Linked DNA regions of Homo sapiens: region 2 is linked to region 1. Evidence: chromatin loops called from intact Hi-C (ENCODE). Cell type or tissue: adrenal gland. All regions are shown on one strand. Each heading gives the region's core, and the rest is flanking DNA. Links, peaks and the distances in the headings are about the cores only. Region 1 overlaps SP2 (Sp2 transcription factor). Region 2 holds the start of PRR15L (proline rich 15 like).

Region 1 (13,196 bases), core at 5,197-13,196:
AATGAGAAAGCCTCTGTTTTCCTTTTCCTTTTTTAGTGAGGTCTGGTGGAAGGAACACAGAGTTTAATCCTTGTTTTTCCCCCTGGCCCAACTGCGGCACCTTAGGTAAATGGCCATAGTTTCTCAGTAAAGAAAATGTGGCTAACTGAACCTTCCCCAGTCTCATAACCTAGGGTATTTATAGTGAGACAGTGAAGAGAGAGTGTTTTCGGTGAGTCTGTCCAGGATGCTGCAGCCCCAAGCCCTCGGAGCCCACTGCCTACTCGCCTGGGTGGTGGAGGCGGCAGGCTGCAGGTAGTCACTGGGACTCACAGCAGCAGTGGCAGCCATGCTGGTCTGTGGATCTGTTGGAAGAAAAGAGATGGAGTAATGTATAAAATGCCCAAAAAGAACGCAAGCCCACTTGCCTCAGATTTTCTTTTTTTCTATTTTTTTTTTTTTGAGACGGAATTTTTGCTCTTGTTGCCCAGGCTGGAGTGTAGTGGCATGATCTAGGCTCACGGCAACCTCCCCCTTCCAAGTTCAAGCAATTCTCCTGCCTCAGCCTTCTGAGTAGCTGGGATTACAGGCGCTGCCACCATGCCCAGCTAATTTTTGTATTTTTAGTAGAGACAGAGGTTTCACAATGTTGTCCAGACTGATCTCGAATTCCTGTCTTCAGGTGATCCACCCGCCTTGGCTTCCCAAAGTGCTGGGATTACAGACATAAGCCATTGCACCCAGCCAGATTTTCTTTTTGCCTCTATTTGTTGCTGCTTCTCCAAGGGAAGTTAATGACTTTTCCCCAGACTTACCCACCCTGGGTTGATAGCCTTACATCTATTTCAGTAGATTACTTTCTCCTCTCCTCTCCTCAGACTCAGCCATCTGAGGCTGTGAGGACAGCTGGTCCTGCTGTCGTTGGACTGCCCCCTCCAGCCACCACAGAGTCTGAGATAACACAAAAATAACCAAGATTATACCAGGACTCTCTTCTGTAACTCAGCTATGCCCTCTCTGCTGGGCACTGCTGGCTCTCCATAGCTAAACTGGAACTCCTCTATGGTGGGCAGGGGGGAGCTCCCCAGCTAATCCTCTAGCTCAAACTCAAGCCTCCTGTTCACTCCTGCTGTAGACAGATGCCAAAACTGGGAGGGAAGTATCGCTCAGCCAAGATTTCTGACAAGGAGGACACACCTGCTCCACTGCCAAGTCTTGGGTGTTTTATGCTCAGCCTTCACCACAAAGGCCGTTGTCCCCAGGCAGCATATACAGCACATGGGTCAATTCTTTTTTTTTTTTTTTGAGAAGGAGTTTCACTCTTGTTGCCCAGGCTGGAGTGCAATGGCACGATCCTGGCTCATTGCAACCTCCACCTCCCAGGTTCAAGTGATTCTCCTGTCTCAGCCTCCTGAGTAGCTAGGATTACAGGCATGTACCACCATGCCCAGCTAATTTTTGTATTTTTAGTAGAGACAGGGTTTCACCATGTTGGTCAGGCTGTTCTCAAACTCCTGACCTCAGGTGATCCACCTGCCTCAGTCTCCCAAAGTGTTGGGATTACAGGCGTGAGCCACCATCCCTGGCCTCATGGGTCAATTCTTTACTTGAATTTACGCTTTTACATAGTACAATAGGCACGGCCCCACAGGCATCAACCAAGACTCAGTAGAGCTAATGACTAACTGGATATAACAAGGAGAATGAAAACAGAGTAAATTCTATTTTTGTTTAAATGTGTATATATTTCTATATATGAATATAATCAAATAGGAAAAAGTCTTAAGCCATTATCTCCTAGCGGTTGAGTTTTGTTTGACTTAAACTTATTTTGCACCTTGGTTTTCTGTACTTTTTCATTTTCCCATGATAAATATATTCTACTGTACTTTTTTTCTTAAATAAAGAAAAATAAGGTTGAGGAAGTAATGAAGGGACTCTCTACTGTGCACTTAAGTCATCCAAAAGAGGCTAGGTACAGTAGCTCATGCATGTAATCCTAACACTTTGGGAAGCCGAGGTGGGAAGATCGCTTGAACCCAGGAGTTCAAGACCAGCCTAAGCAACACAGTTAGACCCCGTCCCTAATAAAAATTTTTTAAAAAGAAAGAAACACAGTATCAGGAAAACGAAAGTCATGAGAATTTTAGGAGAAAGAATCTATACCATCTTAAAGTGCATAAATCACTAAGGAAAAGAACACCAGGCAGAGTCAGACTTCAATCCTGGACCTCTGGAAAGCAGATTTCAGTAAGTACAGAAATAAGAGGGGTATTACTTTAAAGACTAAAAGAGACAAAAAGGCTCAGGATGCATTCTGCTTGGAAGGCTGAGATGGAAGGATCACTTGAGGCCAGGAATTTGAGGCTGCAGTGCCCTATTATCACACCTGTGAATAGCCAAAACACTCCTGCCTGGGCAACATAGCAAGACCCCATCTCTTAAAAAAAAAACAAACAAAAAGGCGCAGGGGTTGAGTCCTTGTAAGGAATTTGGCAAAAAGAGGATAGATATTGGGCTGGGTGTGGTGGTTCACGCCTGTAATCCTAGCACTTTGGGAGGCTGAGGCAGGCAGATTGCCTGAGCTCAGGAGTTAGAGACCAGCCTGGGCAACATGGTGAAACCCCATCTCTACTAAAAAGACAAAAAATTAGCAGGGCGTGGTGGCAGGTGCCCGTAATCCCAGCTACACAGGAGGCTGAGGCAGGAGAATCATTTGAACCCAGGAGGTGGAGGTTGCAGTGAGCTGAGATCGTACCACTGCACTCCAGCCTGGGCAAGAGTGAGACTGTGTCTCAAAAACAAACAAACAAACAAACAAACAAAAGGATACATATTGGGAAAGCAGAACCGTTCACATTTTGGCTGGCCTCAGGCTTCTCTGTTTGGAAGAACAATTCTTAAATGGGGAAAAGTAAAGAAAAGGTGAAGGCACGGGATGCAGTGACTCGTGCCTATAATTCCAACACTTCGGGAAGGTGAAGTGGGAGGATTGCTTGAGGCCAGGAATTTGAGACCAGCCTGGGCAACATAGGGAGACCCCATCTGTACAAAAAATTTAAAAATTAGCTGGACATGGTGGCACATGCCTATGGTCCCAGTTACTTGGAAGGCTGAGGTGGGAGGATCGCTTGAACCTGAGAGGTCAAGGCTACAGTGAGTCGTGATCACACCACTGCACTCCAGCCTGGGTGATGGAGCAAGATCCCATCTCCATAAAAAAAAAAAAAAAAAGGTGAAGTGGAAACTGAAGCCCTGGATAGGTGATGAGCTGGTAAGAAAGCACACCAGTGCCTTAAATGGTTACCAGGCCTGAAGTCCACACAAACTATACTCCAGAGGAGGGGAGACTTTGCAGACACACCTGCAAATGTGTATGGAGCTGGAGGGCAGCTCTGGGCAAAATTATATATGCAGATCCCGTAATATTACAGGCACTGATTCTTGGCAAAATCCTAGGACAAATGATTGAATAGTACTGTTAACTACTGAGGAAAGGAAGGAGTGACCACAAGGAATAGCATTATAATATAGAAGAACAGGTCATGCTGAACAAATCTGTTTCTTTTTTGTAGGGTTTTGGATGGATACATCAAGAGCATGGTATACACCAGGTATTTTATTTCAACAGGCATCTGGCTGACATTTTCATAATATTCTTGTGAACAAACAAGGAGGAAACTTGGGCAATATGATAGTCTAGTTTGTCTGGGGCTAAGCTGAGCATGCCTCCACCTAAGTGCTGAGAAGTCTGCTGCTGCAAAGTGTCTCGAACTGGGGTGGGTCTCAGGACCAGGGTTCACAGGCATCTCCGCAGAGGCCTTTTTATTCTTTTCTTGTGTGTTTTCACTGTGATTTTTTTTTTTTTTTTTGAGACGGAGTCTCGCTCTGTCGCCCAGGTTGGAGTGCGGTGACACGATCTCTGCTCACTGCAAGCTCCGCCTCCCGGGTTCACGCCATTCTCCTGCCTCAGCCTCCCAAGTAGTGGGACTACAGATGCCCGCCACCACGCCCGGCTAATTTTTTGTATTTTTAGTAAGAGAGGGGGTTTCATGTTAGCCAGAATGGTCTCGAGCTCCTGACCTCGTGATCCGCCTGCCTTGGCCTCCCAAAGTGCTGGGATTACAGGCGTGAGCCACTGTGCCCGGCCAATCTTTTTTTTTTTTTTTTGAGATGTAGTCTCACTCTGTTGCCCAGGCTGGGGTGCATGATCTTGGTTCACTGCAACCTCTGCCTCCCAAGTAGCTGGGATTACAGGCACCCACCACTACATCCGGCTAATTTTTTTTGTATTTTTAGTAGAGACGGGGTTTTGCCTTGTTAACCAGGCTGGTCTCAAACTCCTGACCTCAAGTGATCCACCCACCTTGGCCTCCCAAAGCGCTGGGATTACAGGCATGAATCACCATGACCAGCCAAAACAAAGATTTATTTGTTTGTTTATTTATTTAGAAACAAGGTCTTGCTCTATCACCCTGGCTGGAGAGCAGTGGCGTGATCTCGGCTCACCGCAACCTCTGCCTCCTGGGCTCATGTGATCCTCCCACCTCAGCCCCCCAAGTAGCTGGGACCACTGGTGCACACCACCACACCCGGCTAATTTTTATGTATTTTCTAGAGACGGGGTTTCGCCATGTTACCCTGCCTTTTCTCGAACTCCTGGGCTCAAGCAATCCCATTGCTTCCACCTCCAAAAGTGCTGGGATTACAGGCATGAACCACCACACCCAGCCCAATCATCTTTTTAAAAATGAACATATACCATAGATCACCAGGTAACTGCTGCATAACCAAGTCCTGCACATTTCAGGGCCTGTGTGTGTGTTTACAAGTGCACTGTGTGGGCTAATTAGGACAACTTCATTCTGCACATTTAGTTCACGATACATCTGTGCAAAGTGAAAGATGACATAACTTTAGAAGCAGTGGAAAGACTGTATTACTCTGACTGACACGCTACAGGATGGGTGTGCAGAACTCAAGGAGCCTAAGTGTCAAGTCTGTGCCATGCTTACAAGGAAAAGCAATGATTTGGGTTCAGTCAAACATCACCCTCTCAGAATGATGCTGATAATTTGAATTTTACTGGCTTTTTTTGTAGTTACATGTGTGAACTTTATAGGAGCTAGATCAATGAGCTGACACACAGATTCATGTTCATATAAAATTAAGTTGTAATATTATAATGAAAATAATCTAAGCCAACCCAAACCATTTTTCCTTTAGAGTGGTAGTGTTCAAACTATCAGACCACGAACCACAGTTACAGAAACAATTTGCATCAAGACCCACCATATGCATACATACACCACACATTTCTGTCCCATGCTCATGCAATGAAAGTTTCCTGAAACAAAACTCCCTTATTACATGTGACGGACCGTGATATTTTTCTATTCTGTTTTGTTTTTTTAAATGCTGGCTGTGACCCACTAAATTGGTTTTGTGCCCTACAGGCTGGAAAACTTAGGCTTTAGAATGGTATTCACCACCCAAGTTTGGCAAAGATCTAGACGACAAGTAAAACTTGCAGATGTTGGCCAGGCGTGGTGGCTCACGCCTGTAATCCCAGCACTTTGGGAGGTTGAGGCAGGTGTATCAGGAGTTCATACCAGCCTGGCCAACATGGTGAAATCCTGTCTCTACTAAAAATACAAAAAAATTAGCCGGGTGTGGTGGCGCATGCCTGTACTCCCAGCTACTTGGGAGGCTGAAGCAGGAGAATTGTTTGAACTTTGGAGGCAGAGCTTGCAGTGAGCCGAGATGGTGCCACTGCACTCCAGCCTGGGTAACAGAGCAAGACTCGGTATCAAAAAACAAACAAAAAAACCTTGCAGATGTCACAAAAGTGAGAAGGATTGGAAACACAATGGGTATTAGTATTAGAGTTCAAGGACATCTTAAAAAACTGGTAGGTACAATGTTTAAGAACATCAGGCTCCATACCTAAATGAGATTCTGACTGTGTGGTTCATTAGTGGGATGGTCCCTCTTAGCCTCCTCCTAGTGCCCTCTGTAAAACAAAGGTAATGTCATCCTTCTAGGATTTCTGTGAGGCTCTAATAATTTATATCACTGCATCGAGGGTTTAAAGGCATATATGGCTTTAAAGTTTAATAAGTCCTGGCCAGGTGCAGTGGCTCAAGCCTGTAATCCCAGCACTTTGGAAGGGCAATGTGAGCAGATCACTTGAGCTCAGGTGTTTGAGCCCAGCCTGGGCAACATGGTGAAACCTTGTCTGTATATTAAAAAAAATAAGTCCTCCACTTAGGTTAAAAAACCAATCACATGCATATAGGGCAGAAAGAGCCTAATAGTGCCATGTGGAAAAGCCCCAGAGGTTTTGACTTTAAGCTGAATGGGGGCCAGCACAATCTAGATATGGCTGCCAAAAAGGCTACTGCAATTTTGGATTGCATTTCTAAAAGTTCAGTCATAGAACAAAAAAATAATATCCTCCTGTAGTTTACACACTTGGGCCACATCTGGAGCATCAGGTTCTGTTCTGAGGGACATTTTAAAAGGGGGATTTTCAGCTGGAGCTTGTTCAGAAGACAGCAGCAATGGTTGTGGTCAGGGTGCCAGAGTGGGGACATGGGTTCAAAGGGTAGAACCAAGACTCCTGTGTGGACATTTTGAGGCAGATTTTAGTTAACACAAGAGAGAACTTTGAAAAGATGAAAATCAGTTGCCTTCTGAGGTACTATGTTCTCCCTTCTCTGGAATCACTTAACCAGAGGCAGGACATGTGTCCCTGCTGGAGTCAGGATGTTGAGATGGGGTGGGAAGTTGGACCAAATGATCTTTAAGATTTTTATTCATGGCCGGGCGCGGTGGATCACACCTATAATCCCAGCACTTTGGGAGGCCGAGGCGGGCAGATCACTTGAGCTCAGGAATTCGAGACCAGCCTGGCCAACATGGGGAAACCCCATCTCTACTAAAACTACAAAAATTAGCTGGGTGTGGTGGTGCGCACCTGTAATCCCAACTACTCAGGAGGCTGAGGCAGGAGAATCGCTTGAACCCGGGAGGCGGATTTTGCAATGAGCCAAGATCGTGCCACTGTACTCCAGCCTGGGCGACAAGAGCAAGACTCCATCTCAAAAAAAAAAGATTTTTATTCACTGGAAGAAAGTGCAGTGATTTAAAATAAGTTAAAAAAAAGATTTTTATACTTCTCAGACCATGTTGCTGATAAAAATACAAGATGAGTTTGTTGCTGGCAGAACTGCAAAGGAAGGCAATGGCTCTCCCAGGAGGCTCCCCCAGGGCTCAGGTTTGCTTAGCTAAAATTAGTGAATGACTCTCTTAGACATCCTCTATTATAAAACAAGAGACATAGGATCCGCGCAGAGTGTAAATGAAATGAGACGAAATAAAAACTGGCCTAGCGTTTCTTCATCATCTCCCTCTCTGCAGTCCTTATTACCCTGGACTCAAACTGTTTGGACACTGGGCTGGGTTCTGAGTGACTCTTCAGTTAGGAGGTTAAAGCAGAATCTACTGAAGCAAGCTGCAGACTGCTAGTGCTGGACGTTGCACCATTTCAGCTTGGTTTCATTTTCCTCCCCAGCTGGTTCCTGAAATACTCCTATAGATCTCAAACCAATGTTTGCAAGTATCTTTCCTAGCGTCACTCAGAGCTTTATGGCCACAGGCTGCAGACCTGGGCAACCAAAAGAGAGACCGATCTCCCTGCCACTACAGAATTAACCACGAAAAGGAAAAGAGAGGCATTTCCCACTGATGTTTGGAAATGAAAAGTGGTTAAGAAGAGGTAGCATAGATACCTAACTGTAAGACTATGATCAAAGGCACTTTAGAACCTCATTAATTTGGAACTTTATATTTAAAATATACAATTTGGACATAAATTATGCTTAACTTTTCTTTCATACTATTTAAAGCGAGCCTAAATGGTGTTCGAAGATTGCAAAGGGACCCTTAGTCAGAATAATTGTTTTATACCACTTCCGCCATTTTAATAGTGCCACTTGGTTTTAACAGTAGTTTACATCCGGTCACTGAAACCAACACTTAACAACATAGGTAAGTGGGATTAGTGCATATTCTTGAAAGAAAAAGCTGCATTGCTTTCAAAGTTATATCATTCAGACTTTTCATTAAGTTAGGTTGGCTAAAACTTTCCCAACAGTCCCCAAGCTGGTGAAGTTTTACAATTATTTACTATACAAGCAATAGTACCTCTCTTAGGTTCCATGGAAAACTCCAGGGGCATCAAACAAAGTTTGAAGGCAGCATGGCATAGGGATGGGGTTGCAGGTGCCCGATGGGACCACACACAACATTCCTTTCCCATATTGGAAACCAATTTAATTCCAAAACCAGCAGAAAAGCATCCCCTGAGTTTCTAGACTCTTGATGTACTACTGATCATCCGCCTCTACCTCCTGTCCCCTCCAGCACAGCCTTCTCTTCCTACCCCTTTGGCCAAACTTGGTAGAAAAACTGCTGGCACCCTGCCGTCCCCTCCCTCCTTCCCTACTCACTCATTTCCCGGCAGCATTAGGACATCCACCCTGGCACTGCGCTCATGCTGCACCTGCCCAGGTCACCAGCGACCTCCTTGCTGCTCAATCCAATAGCCCCTCTGACCAGTGCCTCTTCCTCAAAATTCCCATGGATTTTCTCCCACCTCTCCTGCCACCTCTTCCCCTTGTGGGCTCCTCTTCCTTTGCCACCCTTAAATACTGATGTTCCCCAACATCTGTCCTTTCTCCTCACCCAGCACCCTTTCCCTGGGTGACCATGCCTACTCGCACGGCTTTACATACCTTCCACAGGCTGCCAACTCATAGGCCTGTGTCTGGCCCAGATCTCTGCTCCACGTGTTAGACCTGTACATCCAGCCCTCTGTGGGTCTTCCATTAGGGCTGGCCACAGACACCTGGGGCACTGAGCGACAGCTTTGCCCATTCTTTGTCCAGCCTTCTCACCCTCAGCCACCACAGGCCTTCTTCCAGATCCTTGAAAAACTTCAGTGTCTGCAGCTGTCTTTCCTTGCTTACAGCTCTTTCTGTTCTCTTCACTAGCTAAGACCTCACCCTTCAGGTCTCTGGCTGTTTGACTTTCCCAGCATAATTTAAGAGCCATTATGTAACAGGCATGCCATTTCCTCAGAGAGGCCTTTCTGGACCCCTGAGATGAGGCTAACTCCTTTGGGAACACTCACCACTCATTAACTAATCATGAGCCCAATGTATGCGAGGGCTCCCCAGGGTGGGCCATGTCTGTTTACACCACTGAACTGCAGACACCAAGGCCTGGCACATGGCTCACGGACACCTTCAGTGCCTATGGGCTGTATGAATATCCTGGGTTAAAGCAGCCTCTCTTCTGGTATCTCCAATCAGGACAAAACCTGAGTATCCCCCTCACTGCCAACCAATCATCAAGTCCTCATGATTCCACCTCATAGACAAATCTCCCTATAGTGTACCCAGGCTCCCCATCCTCATCACCATGATCCACCTGAGATACTGCCTACGGCCTCTAAAACTGCTTCCTGGCCTCTGGCCTCCCCCTTAGTCAGCCTCCACAATTTGGTTAGAAGGCTCTTTTTAAAGTGCAAATCCCATCCAGCTACTCTCCTAATTAACCCCCTCAATTGTTCCCTGATGCTCTTGTGATAAACTTATAAAGGCCAGAACAACCTGTCCCTCCCTGGTCCTCCCTCCTGACCTCTTTCCCTTCCAACTCTCCCAACACACACTTCAGTTTTTCATTTCTGGAATTAAAACACGCCACCCTGTCTCACTTGGAGCCTGAAGCACACTCTCTCCCATTTGCCCGGCCAGCTCCTGTCCTTTAGAGCTCATTTATACTCTCACTCAGCGAAAGCCTTTCCTGACCTCCTCCCACCTCAAATCTGGGGCAGGTGACCCTGCTACCTGCCAGTGCATACTCCAGGCACCCTTCGGCACTGTCCCATCAACACAGAGCTGGGAGTGTGTCCCTGTCCCACGGTCTTTCTAGGCCTGACTTGGGGAGAGCACGTAACAGGAAGAGAGACCTCTGAGCCCTGGCCACCAGGCTGCAGGCTGTTCGACTGTTCCTTTCACTGAGAATGCTACTCTTGAGACCCAGCAAATGAGAAAACGCGCCTACAGAAATACCACAACAGTAGGCTTTAGGAAGCTTTTTCTTCTGGAGAGAACTAGGCTCCATCTCCACAACCCAGGCCTTGGGGGTAACTCGGCTTTTTTTGCCTGTGGGTTCCTGCCATCGTGGGTCTGGCTTTCTTGGCTTTTTGCTATGGTATTTCCCCTGGAGGAATTTCACACTGTGCAAACAGTCTTTCTCTTGGCTATTTTGGTCAGCTCAGCTGGGCCGTAAGCCAACAAAGCAGTTTCTAAGCCCAGGCTTTTCCAGTTGCCTAGCCTGGAAGAATTCAGAGCTGGTGAGGGAAAAGCATGCCCTGGCTGGTTTTAGAGAACAAAGTTGGACCTCAAAGAAAGCTCACAAATGGGGTATGAGAATCCATTTGGATGAAGAAAGCAGCAACCTTGGTAGTGAAAGACTCCAAATTGTGCTGAATATTTCAATGAGAGGCAAACCTCAGCAATCATAATAACTATTATAAGGTGGGCACGGTGGCTCATGCCTGTAATACCAGCACTTTGGGAGGCCGAGACAGGAGGATCACTTGAGGCCAGGGGTTCAAGACTAGCCTGGGCAATACAGCAAGATGCCATCTCTACAAAAAATGTTTACAAACTAGCTGGGTGTGGTGGTGTGTGCCTGCAGTCCCAGCTCCTTAGGAGGCCAAGGCGAGAGGATTGCTTGAGTCCAGGAAGTCGAGGCTGCAGTGAGCCATGATTGCACCACTGTGCTCTGGCCTGAATGACAGAGTGAGACCCTGTCTTTAAAAAATAATAATAAAAATTTTAAATAAACAAATAAATTAAAACCATGGTAAAAGAGCCCATTAACAGTAAAACAAATTTCAATGGCTTTCATTTCAATGAGAACAACTCTGGGCCGTGGCTTGCTAATGCCACAGGCCGAAGTAAGCAAGAAGGTGAGTAAGGAATGGAGATCTTGTCTCCACATTAACCCTTTACTGAGCCTCCCATCTCCCCCCACTCCGCCATCTCAGACCCCCAGCCTCAGGCAATGACCCTTAGGTATGTCTACAATTTCATCAAGAAGTTAAAATTTCCCTCATCAGCTAAGATCCATTATGTCTCCCCTTCTCTTCAAGCAAAACTCCTTGCAGGAGTTACCTATACTTACTGTCCTTAATTTCTCTCCCGCTAGCTTTTCTTAAACCTGCTCCAACCAGGCTGCACCCTCCTCATGCATGCCACGAAAACTGTTCACACCACCAGACACCTCCATGTTGCTAAAAACCTAATGGCTACTTCTACTTCTTTTTTTTTTTTTTTTTTGGGACAGAGTCTCACTGTCACCCAGGCTGGAGTGCAGTGCCACAATCTCAGCTCACTGCAAGCTCCGCCTCCCGGGTTCACGCCATTCTCCTACCTCAGCCTCCCGAGTAGCTGGGACTACAGGTGCCCGCCACCACACCTGGCTAATTTATTTTTGTATTTTTAGTAGAGACAGGGTTTCACTGTGTTAGCCAGGATGGTCTCGATCTCCTGACCTCGTGATCCGCCAGTCTCAGCCTCCCAAAGTGCTAGGATTACAGGCATGAGCCACTGCACCTGGCCTACTTCTTTTTTTTTTTTGAGACAAAGTCTCGCTCTGTTGCCAGGCTGGAGTGCAGTGGCACAATCTCAGCTCACTGCAACCTCCGTCTCCCGGGTTCAAGTGATTCCCCTGCCTTAGCCTCCTGAGTAGCTGGGAATACAGGCGTGTGCCACCACGCCCGACTGATTTTTTGTATTTTAGTAGAGACAGACAGGGTTTCACCATGTTGGCCAGGATGGTCTCAATCTCCTGACTTCGTGATCCGACCACCTCGGCCTCCCAAAGTGCTGGGATTACAGGCGTGAGCCACCGCGCCGGCCATGGCTACTTCTTAAACCACGTCATCCGTGTTGCTCTGACAGTTGATTGCTCTTCCTTTTGGTCTTGGCTCGCTGCAACCTCCGCCCCCCGGTTCAAGTGATTCTGCTGCCTCAGCCTCCCAGGTAGCTGGGATTACACGGGCCTGACACCACGCCCGGCTAATTTTTTGTATTTTTAATAGAGTTGGGGTTTCACCATGTTCGCCAGGCTGGTCTCGAACTCCTAACCTCAAGTGATCTGCCCGCCTCGGCCTCCCAAAGTGCTGGGATTACAGGCGTGAGCCACCGCGCCTGGCCTCTTCTTCCTTGAAACACTTTCTTTACTTGGCCTCTAGGACACACTTGCTAGTCTCTGGCTAACTTCTCCCATATCTCCTTTGCTGGTTCTTCCTCTCCTCTCAAATTCTAAATGATTGGGTTGCCCCAGGACTCTGTCTCAGGACCTTTCTTCTGTCTACACCTGTTTCCTAGCTGATTTTGTCTAGTCTCGTGGGTTTAGAAACCAGTAAGATACAGATTCTATATAATTTTAACTCTCACATTTCTATCTCGACTGGTATATCCAACTGCCTACTGATAGCTCCACTTGGATGTATTAATAGGCATCGTAAATCTAACTAGCCCCAGCTGGGCGCTGTGGCTCACGCCTGTAATCCCAGCACTTTGGGCGGCCGAGGCAGGTGGATCACCTGAGGTCAGGAGTTGGAGACCAGCCTGGCCAACATGGCGAAACCTCGTCTCTACTAAAAATACAAAAATTAGCCGGGCGTGGTGGTGCCCGCCTGTAATCCCAGCTCCTTGGGAGGCTGAGGAAGGAGAATCGCTTGAACCCGGGAGGTGGAGGTTGCAGTGAGCCAAGATTGTGCCACTGCACTCCAGCCTGCGTGACAGGAGCAAAACAACATCTCAAAAAACAAAACAAAACAAAACAAAAATCTAACTAGCCCCAAACAGTGCTCCCGATATTGTCCTAATCCTGTGACTCCTTCAAAATTCGCCACTGCAGTGAATGAATAGTAACTTCATCTTTCCAGCTCCTCAGCCTTAAAACCTTGGGAGTTATCCTTATCTTTTTTCCACACCCTACACTTGACAGCAAACACTCTATCTTCAAAATATATGCCCAATCTGACTGCTTCTACCACCTCCTCTGTCATCACCTAGGTCCAGGTTTCTATCATGTCTCCCACGGATTAACCTCCTAGCTGTGCTTCTGACCTT
Region 2 (8,000 bases), core at 1-8,000, 51 kb before region 1:
TCACCTCGACCAGGCTGGACACCCCCAGGATCTCCAATCTCCTGGCCTTCCAGAGAATGGGGAGAGCTGAGGAGAATGGCAGCACCTCTCTTCTCCGTGTTTTAGGGAAGAAATGTCCCTGAAGCCTAGATCTACTTGCTGGGCAGAGATCTGTAAAATGGGATGGATATGCCAGGCTGATTAGATTTGTAATGCAATGGGGCCCCATGGCTGTGTACCCCAAAAGGGCACCAAGGTCCTTGGGGCTCCCTTAGGTGAATTTAACTTGCTTTACTCAACAAGAACACATTTCTTGAGACGTGCACACTGCATGTATATAGCATGTTACACTTAAACCTAGTTTTAGAAAGGTGTGCTTAAAGGTGATTTTTTTTTTTTTTTAGACAGAGTTTCACTCTTGTTGCCCAGGCTGGAGTGCAATGGTGCAGTCTCGCCTCACTGCAACCTCCGCCTCCCAGGTTCAAGTGATTCTCCTGCCTCAGCCTCCCAAGTAGCTGGGATTACAGGCATGCATCAAAATGCCTAGCTAATTTTGTATTTTTAGTAGAGATGGGGTTTCTCCATGTTGGACAGACTGGTCTCAAACTTCCGACCTCAGGTGATCTGCCTGCCTCAGTCTCCCAAAGTGCTGGGATTACAGGTGTGAGCCACTGTGCCTGGCCAAAGGTGAAAATTTTTATAAAGCAATAAAGTGGCCTGTACGTGAGGAGTTATATTCGTAGCTCACAGCCTTATCTCAAACTTTCCTCCCAGCCCTGCTCCTCCCAGAAATAAATGCCCTGAAGGCCAGGGGTTGTGCCTGACTTCCCAGGCTGGCCCCTCCCTGGTAATGCGCTAGGTCCTCACACCTGCACCTGGGACTGGTGGCACTTGGGAAGGGAGAGCCACAGGTAGGCCTGCCACGGCACTTATGGGGGCTCCTTCTCCAGTGTGGAGCCAAGAGAACAGGAATCTGCTCCCCTGGGCTCAGACATCAGAGAGGCTGGATCTCCGAGGCATGGGGAATTAGTACCTCCAGGGCAAGCCCTTCCTTCTATGGATGGGGAACGGGGAACTGACTCTGAGTTACCATCCCCCAGACCAAAGCCCATCCCACTAGCCTTCTGGTCTCTTCCCAACACCTGAGCTGGAAGGAGTTTTTGTCTTCTGAACCAGATATCCACTCTGAGTAGACGAGGCTTTTATAGAAAGTGACAGATCTAGGAGGCTGTGGGCACCTTTCTGGGACAGCTGTGTGTACTTTGCACTAGAGGTAGGGGACCTTACAAAATTATATCCTTCAATTCAAATCACCCCCCAGGGAGATGATAGCATGACAGCAAGCCAGCTGTGGCTGGAACCACAAGAAGGCAAATAAATGGGTTTTCTTGCACATTTACCTGCCCCAGGGAGAGTGGGACAAAGCAATTGGCTACATTAACAGTTTCTTTGGGTAAAAACAATGTTTCTGTTTCTCATTTGTGTTTTCGAGCTTGCATAAGTACCTACTGTATGTCTGGTCTGGATCAGTGATACATAATTCTGGGCTCTAAGAGCTAAAAGTCTGTAAGTGGAAACCAATCATGGTATATATATCATGTTAAATAGAAGTATATGAGCAGGTTCTATGGGAACACAGAAGGGGAAACAAGAAAACTCCTGGCGGGGTGGGAGGTGTGATCATTAATTCAGGTTCTGAGGGATGAAAAGAAGTTTCTCTTGGGTCGCACAGGTGATGGGGGGGACATTGTTACCCAAGAGCACAGCCAGCACTCCTAATCTCACCCTTCTAAGGCAGCCTCATGCCTACAAAGGCAGGCAGAGAAGAGCCTAGTGTTCAGGGAGAGTTGGCAGGGGTGGGTGTGCATGAGAGGAGGCTGCAGAGGCCCCATCCTAGGAGAGCCAGGCCAAGCGGGTTCTGCTGTGGGCTGTGGGGAGGCTTTGGAGGACTGTCCACCCAAGGACATTTTAAGGGAAGGGGGGCTATTTCAGATGGAGGAGAATACAAACCCAAGAGGCCATCAGAAGCTGGAGCGAGTAGAAGCAGGATTGGAAATGGGGGACAGCTTTAAGAGTTGGTGAGCTGGGATTTCAAATGTAACTTAGAGGGAGAGCCAGGGAAAGGGGGGATTTTATGCCTTTTCTCTACCCCGTGCCTCACCCTTTGCCTGACACGCACACCTGGTCCATGGAGGAAGGTAGCTGGTGGGTGGATTGGGCACCTAAGCTGGTAGCACTGGGCCCAGGAAGTGGCAGAGACACTGAGTATGTAGCAGATGTTTTCCACTCTCCAGCGATGCCCATCCGAGGGGAGAGAGAATGCAAGCGCAAATAGGACAGGCCACCTCCGGGTGGCTGCAAAACAACGCTCCCCAGACACGGAGCCATCTGCAAGAGCAGCCCTGGCTGAGCGCTGCACACAGCTTGGCCAATGGTGGGTTTGCAGGGGCAATGAGACTGCAGATCGGTGAGGACGAAGGCCCCTGTGCACACACACTCTACCCCTGTCCCCAACCGTGTGCCCATCCCCTGCCTTCTTGCCCTTCCTTCTCTTCCAGACTCACTAGGGACCCATCTCTCCTTTCCTTGAGAACTTGCTCCAGGTTTTGCCAACTTTATAATACCCAGGAAGGCCCTTTCAATAGACTGCTGGACATCTGGGAGGAGTTGAAGCCAGTGGCACTTTGCTAGTGGGGACACTGGCACAGGTCTCTTTGAGAGTCTGATAAAAGTATAATCTATGCAGAAAAAGCAATGCCCCTCTGCCCACAAACACGGAATTCTGCATAAGATCTCAAGGGCCTTGAAGCCCACCTCCAAGCAAAGTGGGAGAGGGATGACAATGTTTGAGGTTGTGGTGGGTCTGGAGAGCCTGGCCCGAGGAGAGGCTGTGCCCTTTTTTTTTTTCTCCCTAGGGAGATTTTTGAAGAGGGGCTCTTCAGGTCAGGAGGAAGCCACAGCCCCCAACCCAGTCCCCACTTTGAGGCTTGAGGCAGGGGAGGGACAGCCTGGGAACCGGTCTGCCAACCAGTTTAACCGGGACTGGTTTCGACTCAGGGAGTTCAAAGGAAGCTGGGGTGCACCCCGTCCTACCCAGCCTGCCAATGGAAGCAGCAGCCCTTAACTCTTTCCTGGTTGTGCCCTGGGCAACATCCAGGTGGTGGTCCATGCTGGAGAGGGGTCTGCGCCTCCTCAGAAGATGAAATGGGTGGGGTGACCCTGGCTATAGCTGGGAAGTGCAACCAGACACCCAAGAGTGGGGAAACTGAGCGAGAGCCTCCTGTGCTCCCTGACCCCAGATCTCCCTTGGGATTCCCTCCTCCTGCGTGGCGGTCCCTGGAGAACCCTGGCTTCTGGGTGGATGCAGGGGCGCTGGGATTGGATTTCTGGCATGATGAATATTCATCAGCTTGAGCCGGCCTCTGCTTCTGTTTACTTAGCCGGGAGGGGCTGGGTTTCAGGTTCACCTTGACTCCAGGAGCTGCAGCAGAGCAGGTAACAGCTCTTGCACCTGTTTCTCTTGCACCTGACGTGCAGCTGCTCCTACCCACCTCTCCTGGCTGAGCCTTGCCTGATACAGCAGCCCGGAGGCACCACTTGCTTCCCGAGTCTCACCCTCCCAGGCAGCTCCTACACTCAACTGCTTCTCTAGGAAAGGTCTCACCTCCAGCCTGGAGCAGTCGGGATTACAGGTACAGGCAGAGGGCTGGTGGGTGGGGAAACCAAGGCATAGACCCCAGTCAGAGCACCTGGTTCTGCCTCCAGGGCTGACAAGCCCAGCAGGAAAGAGGAACCCAGGCCTCTAACCTGGTCTCCACTCAAGACTCATCCCACTGGCCTCTTGGAGTCAATCCAGGCCTCCAACAGAGCTCCTGCTGAGTAGTTTTCTGTTAACCCTTGCTGAACTGGAGCCCACCCTTCTGACCCCCCAGTCTGGAGCATTTTTCCAGCTGTCTGGTAGGAACATCTCCCCATTCCTATCCAGGGTACCCCTGTCTCATCCTGCAGGCCCCCTAAGTGCCATTGGGGCCCTGCAGAGGGATGGGGGAGGGAGTTCTGGGGTTTTGTCTTACAACATATTAGCTGACTTGCTTCCCCTATCTGTCCCCCTGCCCCTCCACCTCTGCCCCAGTCAATGGTTAACTTGACCCAGCTCAGGAGGGGCCTGGCTCAGTCTGGGCAAAGCCCTTCAGAGCAGCTCACAGAACCCAGCTGGTATGGAGGGGCCTCTCCTGGGACACCCATGTGCATGCTATAGCGCTGGCCACCAAAGACAGGGGGTGGCAGGCTGTCCCATGAGGCCTTTCATGGCCCCAAAGCTGTGCAAACAGCAGAGGTGAAGCTGGCATCCTCAGGGGCTGATTTCCATCATCCCTGGATTGCAAGGCCCCAGGGCAAGGGCCCAGCCCTTAGCTCGGCCAGCTCAGGAACCTGCACGAGCTAACTGCAGGGCCCACCATGTGTCACTAAATGCTGGGTCTGTTTGAAGTCCCAAGCACCTGCCCCCACTCCCCCAACCCCTTTCAGCCCTCTGTGGTGAGGCACAGGCAGGCGGTTGTAGATATCTTGTTCTTTGCAACTTTGAGAAACTGGGAAGTTTGGATATCACATCACCTTTTTTGTTTGCTTGTTTTTAAAGCAAATCAGATTTTACACTATCTTTTATGATGACTATTTACAGATCCTACAGCTGGGTTATTTTGTAAAACAAAGAATAGTCGGCTAATTTTTCCATTTTGCAAACTCAGATTTCCATAAGTCAGGCTTGCTAATGGGGCAAACACCTGCTTACTGGTCCCCACATGTCCTCCTGGGCAGAAGAGACAGGAAGGCCTGGCAAAAAGGGTATTCTCTTTTTTTGTTGTTGTTGTTTTTTGAGAAAAGAGTCTCACTGTGTCGCCCAGGCTGGAATGCAGTGGCATGATCTCAGCTCACTGCAACCTCTGCCTCCTGGGTTCAAGGGATTCTCGTGCCTCAGCCTCCCGAGTAGCTGGGACTACAGGCATATGACACAACATCCGCCTAATTTTTTGTGTTTTTGTGTTTTTAGTAGAGATGGGGTTCCCCCATGTTGGTCAGGCTGGTCTTGAACTCCTGGCCTCAAGCAATCCTCCTGCCTCAGCCTCCCAAAGTGCTGGGATTATAGTTTGAGCCACTGCACCTGGCCTCTGGCAGAGTATTCTAGAGAGACCAGAGTACAAGGCTAGGATGCAAGGGCACCAGAGTTGATGCCTTGGTGGAGGCCCCAGGGCAGGGCACAAGGGCTGTTCCCATCTCTACAGTTTGCTGAGAAGTTCCTCGTGATCTGTGGCTCCCTTTATGCCAAGGAGAGTTAAGCCCCAGGTTTGCCAACTTGAAATACCTGTTAAAACAGGTGAATTTTAATGGCACAGGCAGAAGCCCTTTTCTCTCTGGAGCTAGAAAATCTGGTGGTTATGATAGTCTCAGGAGCTGGATCTTCTGTTTTTCCATTCCCCAAGTTCCTTGGCAGCCCCAAATGGGCAGTGGTGGGGCTGTGGGCCTCATTCCAGACAAGGCAGTGACTCGGGCACCCACAGACCAAGCAAGTGCCCTGTTCCTCCTTCTCTGCTCTCCCCCACCTCCTTCCAGAAACCCATTCTGGAACACTAAGTTCTGTACAAGGCTGTGCTAAGCCCAGGTGGGGCAAGCTGCCAAAACAAACCTCTCAGGCTGTCCCTAGGTGTGCTCACCTCTCCAGGGTGCCCTGGAAGTATTTATGGAGCCCCTCTCACTGCTCCTTCACTTTCTGAGCGGGAGCTGCACAAGATCTCCCCTCAGCTTCTCTTGCTACTTGAGCCCAGCTAAAGGGACAGAGCTGGCAATGTGGGAGCTGCTTCCCAGACAGAGAGGTGGGAAGGAATCCACCGGCTGTGTGCTCTGAGGGAGGGGGTGGGGAGCAGGAGACCAGAGCACGAGGGGTATGGATGCAGGCATTCAGCTCATCGTAAAGTCTAGGCCTGCGTCGTGCTCTCCTCTTTCCTAAATTTGATATGCTCCCCCACCCCTAAAATAATCTATACTCATCATGGAAATTCCAGAAATCAGAAAACTAGAGAAGAGAAAGCATCCTCTACTCCTACATAAAGAAAGGCACTATTGGGCTGGGCACAGTGGCTCATGCCTGTAATCCCAGCACTTTGGGAGGCCGAGGTGGGTGGATCACCTGAGGTCAGGAGTTCGAGACCAGCCTGACCAACATGGAGAAACCCCGTCTCTACTAAAAATACAAAATTAGCCGGGCGTGGTGGCGCATGCCTGTAATCCCAGCTCCTCGGGAGGCTGAAGCAGGAGAATCGCTTGAACCTGGGAGGTGGAGGTTGTGGTGAGCCGAGATCATGCCATTTTACTCCAGCCTGGGCAATAAGCAAGACTCTGTCTCAAAAAAAAAAAAAAGAAAAAAAAAAGGCACATCATTTGGAGTGTCTTTCTGGTCTTTTTCAAAAATGGAGTGAACACTTCCAGTTTTTAAAAGGAGGTGATACCCTCTAGCTTTCTGGTGTACACTGGCTGCGCCTTCCTTCCTGGGAGCTTTCACAGCCGGCAGCTAGGCATCCTGAGAACAAGACCACCGACCTCACCAGTCATCAGTGTTCCTCTACCTGTTCTGTCATTGATCTTCCTTCATCTAGCAGACTGTCATCTGCTTCTATCTTACATACCCCAGCAATCAATGATGTCCAGGCAACCTCCTCTCCGAGAAGTTCCGCTAGCTCATATAGTACCTTTGTGGAAATTAGTCAAAGGTGAGCCCCCAGGGAAGGCAGCTCCATGGCAGGACACATGGCCTGTGAGTGGAGAAGCCTGGATTTCAGCCCCAAGCCCCACCCTGCAAGGTACAACCTGTGATGACCATGTCTCCCCTGTACTTCTGGGATCCTTCTAACTGCTTTCTGCCTTTTTAGCTCCCCTTCCAACTCCTGTCCTTGTGGAAGCTTGGTGGGGAAAGGGAACCATCCCTTAGTAATTATTCCCATTATCGTAAGTTTTACTTTGCAATGCATGGTTACCTCTGTGGGCAGGGATTAACAGTAGAGCTAAATGCTAGTGCTGGATGGGATGGGTGAGGAAACTGAGGCCCAGAGAGGTGGTGGCTTGCCAGTGGTCATGAGGCTAGGACAGCCCCCAGGACTTCCCACTCCCAGCCTGAGGATCTGACTCCTGCCTTAGGAACAGCCCAGCAGTTACTTTAGCCCTGCTGGTCACCACTGGGAAGTTCAAATTGCTTGGAATGCCACTAATTATATTTAATTTTGTAATGAATTCCAAGCAAAATGCACAGGGTGTTTCCCTCCCTATGCTACCAGTCAATGGTCTGCCCATGCCTGGCAGCAGGGTCTGGTGGTATAGTGGGAAGTTTGGGAAGAGCATCAAAGGCCTGGATGCTGTGTGACTCAGGCAAGCTGTCCACCTGCCTGTGGCCCTGAGGGGCCTGGCAGGAATTATCTCAAAGCTCCTGACAACCCTGCAGGGCAATGGTGTGTGCCTGTCCCACTGCCTCTCTGTCTGGCGAGTGGCTTCCCTGTCTTGACCTTGACTTTGACCCTTTTCTTGTCTCACACTCTCCAAAAGCATTGTGTCACCCCACTGACCTGAATCTTGGGTTTATTCAGCCCTACCTTAAATTCTTTCTTTAATTCTTCTTCTTCTTCTTCTTTCTTTTTTTTTTTTTTTGAGATAGTCTCACTCTGTCACCCAGGCCGGAGTGCAGTGGCATGATCTCAGCTCACTGCAACCTCTGCCTCCCGGGTTCAAGTGGTTTTCCTGCCTCAGCCACCCGAGTAGCTGGGATTACAGGTGCGTGCCACTACGCCCAGCTAATTTTTGTATTTTTAGTAGAGCCGGGATTTCACCATGTTGGCCAGGCCTGTCTTGAACTCCTGGCCTTAGGTGATCCACCTGCCTTGGCCTCCCAAAGTGCCGGGATTATAGGCATGAAGAACCACGCCCAGCCCTTTATTTAATTCTTAAAACAGCCCATGATTAGGAGTCTGCAGCAAGCT

What was found. Peaks named below come from ENCODE experiments on the same cell type or tissue, not always from the same donor. Only the 100,000 strongest peaks of a DNase experiment are listed, where the experiment ranks them.
Region 2: a loop joins it to region 1, with 3 times the contacts of the local background. A loop is called at or near these places in 81 of 110 quality-filtered maps.

The regions. Positions count from the first base shown.
Region 1 is chr17:47,902,460-47,915,655 of GRCh38, reverse strand. It overlaps SP2 (Sp2 transcription factor), which reads right to left. Exons shown (of 7, transcript NM_003110.6): 2 at 268-344. The region is part of intron 2 of SP2-AS1 (SP2 antisense RNA 1); the gene reads left to right. Among named protein-coding and RNA genes, the nearest start is that of SP2, 13 kb to the right of the region's middle. RefSeq lists a silencer at 11,371-11,564 and an enhancer at 13,052-13,196. In adrenal gland, for the core only: no CTCF peak of the experiment used is centred there; DNase peaks (open chromatin) are centred at 10,059 and 10,223; H3K27ac peaks cover 2,639 bases.
Region 2 is chr17:47,953,328-47,961,327 of GRCh38, reverse strand. PRR15L (proline rich 15 like) reads left to right here and starts at 3,445. Exons shown (of 2, transcript NM_024320.4): 1 at 3,445-3,671. RefSeq lists enhancers at 2,886-3,831, 3,832-4,777. In adrenal gland, for the core only: no CTCF peak of the experiment used is centred there; no DNase peak of the experiment used is centred there.